Linked DNA regions of Homo sapiens: region 2 is linked to region 1. Evidence: chromatin loops called from intact Hi-C (ENCODE). Cell type or tissue: heart right ventricle. All regions are shown on one strand.

Region 1 (2,500 bases):
GAAACTGAAACGCTGCTAGATTAACAGGTAAACCAGAATCAGGTAACAGTGACTGAAAATACTGTTAATTCTATCCATTAGACACACAACTCCACATTTCTTAATAGAAAAACAAGCATCTACATCATGAAGTTAGTTGAAAAATCCTGGCATACTTGCTTTGCAATTTAAAGGTCAAAAGTAAAAACACAAAAACTGCTAAGTAAATTAAATGTAAATCGAGTTTTTCTGGATATCCCGATACGTGGGTAAGGAGACAGCGATAGGGTAAGTTACTTTTTAATCCATAAACACTCTAATTTTTTAAAGATCTGGTATACATTTTTTGTAAGAACAGGCAATAAAAATAGGAAGCACATGTTGAAAACCTGTTTAGTTTTTGTCACTGTTTTAATTAAAGCCTTCAACCCTAGACAGAATCAAAGTGACTTACTGTCCCTCATTCCTTAGAATGTAAATTTTTATGTATACAGCTAAATTTCCACTTTTAAATAAAGGAAACAACACAGCGATGAAGAGACTACCTTTAAAAGTTCCATATAAAAATATGATAGTTTAAATGAAGTATGTATATGTGGTTTGGTTCCCAGAATGAGGAATTCCATAGGAGATAATCTTAAAAATAACTCACTTATTTTCAATATCTGACTGATCATTGAGACTGGAAAACAGAAGGTGAGACTAAATTACATATTTCAATGTGTTTTAAGTATTTTAAAAGGTGAAATCCAAGCTGCTGTGAATTATTAAATTCTGGTTCTAAATTCAGCAAGTGTTACAAAATAATTAGCTTAATGGAAACTAGAAGTTCTTATGCCCTACTTGAAGAAGCACCTGCATATTCTGAAAACCATGATGCATTTCCCTTGTACTGTAACCCAATTCCTTTAATCTCTACAATAGTGTTTGCCCAATTTCATTCTGCCTGCTTCAAAGTTATATTCAATATTTGGTCAACAATATTAGTGAACCAACAACAATATCTAAATTGTTCCTTTTCATTTATATCCTATTACTTTTTGTTGTTATTTTTCCTTCTTTTTGCTATAACATAATAAGCTAATTCATGCTTTTGTCTTAGTTTTGGAAGGAATTATATCCTAACATTTACGCAATATCCCTTTTCCTAACTTAAAATAACTATGAGCTTGCCACTACACTAGTAAATTTGTAATCAACTTAAAGATAATGTCTTAAAAGTACAATTAAACATGTCATAACAGGAGAAAACCCTGGTAATTACGAATAGTGCCATGCTTGCTGGATTTTTAAATAGTAGTATAAGGCTATGAAAAATCGCCACCCAGTGATGCAAATGAAAACTGCAATTTGTTTTTGTGTAAAATGAGTACCCTGGAGGATTACTTCAACTTCATTACTGAATGAAGGAATAGCTATTACCTTCTTACGTGAATAGGAACTGGTTACAAGGGAAAGGATGTTTTTCTACAAGAACTTTTTTCCCTTATTCTTATTCGGCACCACTAGACATTTTACAGAGGCTAAAAGCTTTCGAAATCTTAATGCGGAGAAAGGTTTTCTGTCCAAATGTGAGCTAACTGTATATGAACAGCCCAGATATTCCTATTACCAAAACAAGTGTCTAGACTCTGCCCAGACCTGAATTTCAAGTCATGATGTGTTGATTCCATCAACTCTGCAATGCCATCTAATAATTGTGACCTAAAACCTATTTGTGTTAAGCAGAAATGCTTGCCTAGGGGAAAAGGTATTCTCAAGTGGAAAAAAATAGATAATTTATAGCTTAAACAACATAATTTACTCTGACCTTTCTAGAAATGGGTTATAAAGGCCACATAAGGAGATAATCTAACAAATTCTGTGGTGTCCATATTGATAAAAAGTTGTTGCTACAAATATAATCATGTTTATAAGTTTTTACTTAGCTTTATCATTTAGACATCAACAAACACACAAACCAACAAAATATATTTATTTTTCTGTAATGTACGTATTGCACACGATGCCACAAAAAAAGTTATGTGGATATATGCTAACCATGATACATGTGTATGCAACTAAAAAAACTATCAGAACTAATAAATAAATTCAGTAAGGTTACGGCATACAAAATCAACATACAAAAATCAATAGCATTTTTATATGCCAACAGCAAACAATTTGAAAAAGAAACCAAGAAAGTAATCCCATTTATAAAGCTACCAGTAAAATAAAATACTTAGGAATAAATATAACCAAAGTGAAAGATCTCTAAAATAAAAATTATAAAATACTGATGAAAGCAACCAAAGAGAACACACATAAAAAAAAATGGAAAGATATTCCAAATTTATGGATTGGAAGAATCAGTATTGTTAAAATGTCCATACTACCCAAAACAATCTACAGATTCAATGCAATCACTATCAAAATACCAAAGACATTCTTCACAGAAATGGAAAAAATAATCCTAACATTTATATAGAATCACAAAAGACCCAGAGAAGCCAAAACTGTTCTAAGCAAAAACAACAAAATT
Region 2 (2,500 bases), 190 kb before region 1:
GCTCTGGCTGTCTATGCCTTTAAATTCTAATGTCTATAAATAAAAGACGTGCTTCTTTGAACAATAGCCTGAACAAGCAACACTGTCACTTTATCTCCCTAGATAACTATCCATTCTATTCTGGCTTCAGCTGGTATCTGCTTGCATTACTGTGGGGTGAGGTGGAGGGGCAAATCTGAGTTAGAAGCATCAGGGGACAGAGGTTAGGAGAAGGTGATATAAGCTATGGCACAGTTAAGGCAGTACTCAAGCTTTTTATTTTTTATAAGAAGCTGGTCACTAATAAATGTCTGTCTAGCTATTAAATGCCTGAGAGTTGGTGTCCTGCACCTATGTAATTCCTAAGCAATAGTCTCCTTTCACTTGGGAGAAATCATATTGCAACGGCAAAGATTGTTTCCTCTTTTTCTCCAAGTTCCCAGTACCCAGAACAGCACCTATATATACAAAGTGCTCATTAAATGTTTTTGAATGGCACTAGATCTGGTCCCCTTCTTTTTCAGATACTCTAGGCACTCAGACTTGATTTTAAAATTGAAAGGTTAGGTCAAAGAAAGAAATAAAAACCCAGGATATGTTGTCACTGATACAGAAATTAGGGGGGAGAAGCTGAATTCACAGAAGATTTCTATCTCCATGTGGCCTAGGTGTTAGTTTTGCCTAGAAGTGAGGGCTCCAGTTCAAGAACGCTGTATTTCAGTAGCAAACTAAGAGGCTAGGTTAGAAGGCAGATTATTTTCTCTGTTCCTTTCCTAGTCTCTGACATCATTTTGGTTTACCTTCTGGCTCATGATTTTTTTTTTTTCAGTATTTTTTCCATTTTCTCTTCTTTCTCTTTCCTTCAATATTTCTACCTGCTTGTGCTCCGTGGTTCTCCAATCTTTCTTTTAAAAAGAAAAAAATGTTCTCCCGACTTCCTCTTTTCAGAACTCCAGCTGAACGTACATACAAGTGCAGAAGGGGAAGTAAGCAGGCTGTTACTTGCTTCTGTAATCTGTTCCATGTATTCTTGGAAAAGTGGTTTGTCTGAAGCTGGAAAAATCTTCTCTACTAGCCAACTAGAGTGGGGGCGCGGTGGAAAGAGGAAAGAGAAGCACTTCAGGAAAGGAACCAGGCAAGAAATAGTGCGTTAAATGCAGGATCCTATTTAATACTGGTTTTGAAAACACAAAAGGCTGTTTCAGTGATTTTTTAAAAATTGTTTTAAAGTTGCTTTATAGAAATTCATAAACTCCAACCGTAAGCTGTCCAGGCAGCTCATATTTTCCCAGTAGGCCTTCCCGCCTCATGATTCTCAGCACACATTTCCCCTTTCTCTTCTCTCCTCTAGCCCTATATCACCAGCTTCCTCCTCGCTGCTGGCAGGTGGGCCAGCCTCCTACTTCACAGAGAAAACAGCAACCACCGAGTGAGGATCTCCTCTATCTGCTCTACCCCCCAACAAATGTATCTGCATTTGTATCCAACCCCTTCCCCAGAGCTTCCAGGGCTGCAGATCCACCCAGTGCAAACTCTTCAAGGACATGGCTTCATCAATTAGGGGGAGTCTCCTAATTGCTAATCTTTCCTAGAAGCAATTAACCATTTTTTAAAATTCGACTCAACTCTATATTGCCTATTGGAATATCACCTTCCTAACTCCCATACTATCTTTCTATGTTTTTTTCACAGCGAGGCTGAGACCATTGTTGGCACACACTGTCTGCCATGCCTCCCTCACCCACTGCAACCTGCCTCCTGCCTGCACCCCTCTACTGAGTCTGCTTTCACAAAGGTTACTAATAATCACTCTCTTGCTAAATTCAGAAAATGTTTGGAAGTGCTAATCTGAAATGACCACTTTGTAGCACTTACTGCTACTGACTCTGAATTTTTAGTTCTTGGCTTCGGTACACTTGTTAGTTTTGTTTTCTACATGTCTAGCTGCTTATTCTTTTTGTCTATTTCTCAAGTGATGGTGTTCTTTAGGGTTCCATTTCTGTTCCTTTACTCTTCCTAATCTCAACACACTTCTTCGGATGAGCTTATCTGATATGGAGCATGCCTACTGCTCCACTCTTCCACTCCCCCAAAAGTAATATGTATGTAGATACATGCACATATACCAATCTCAAACTCGGATTTCTCTCTAGAGTTCCTGATCCATATGTTCAACTCCTATTATACATTTCCTTTTGCATATTCCACAGGACATCTTACACTCAACATGTTTTAAACCTGGCTCTTAGCTTAGTCCCTTCCTTACCTTAACCTTACCTCAAACTTAATGCTCTTCCAATCTTCCAATATTTTCTCTATCAGTGAAGAGAACCTATATAGTTGCCCAGCACAGAAACCTGTATCATCTTTGACGTTTCCCTCCCTCTCACTTCCTCCATGCAATAAATCACTGAGTCCTATTGACTTTTCTGCTTTTAATATCTCCCCTAATTCATCCATTTCTCTTCAGGTTCATGTCATTCTCTTCATTCAGGATACTAAGGTCTTCTTCCTGGAATGC

Evidence for each region. A loop is a pair of places that touch in the nucleus more often than their neighbours do. Peaks named below come from ENCODE experiments on the same cell type or tissue, not always from the same donor. Only the 100,000 strongest peaks of a DNase experiment are listed, where the experiment ranks them.
Region 2: a loop joins it to region 1, with 1.8 times the contacts of the local background. A loop is called at or near these places in 4 of 110 quality-filtered maps.

Annotation. Positions count from the first base shown.
Region 1 is chr7:7,680,482-7,682,981 of GRCh38, reverse strand. All of the region lies in intron 4 of RPA3 (replication protein A3), which reads left to right. The region is part of intron 2 of UMAD1 (UBAP1-MVB12-associated (UMA) domain containing 1); the gene reads right to left. Among named protein-coding and RNA genes, the nearest start is that of RPA3, 37 kb to the left of the region's middle. In heart right ventricle, a CTCF peak has its summit at 1,308; a DNase peak (open chromatin) is centred at 1,304; H3K4me3 peaks cover 359 bases; H3K27ac peaks cover 2,306 bases.
Region 2 is chr7:7,866,888-7,869,387 of GRCh38, reverse strand. All of the region lies in intron 3 of UMAD1 (UBAP1-MVB12-associated (UMA) domain containing 1), which reads right to left. Among named protein-coding and RNA genes, the nearest start is that of GLCCI1-DT, 100 kb to the left of the region's middle. In heart right ventricle, no CTCF peak of the experiment used is centred here; a DNase peak (open chromatin) is centred at 1,068; H3K27ac peaks cover 1,784 bases.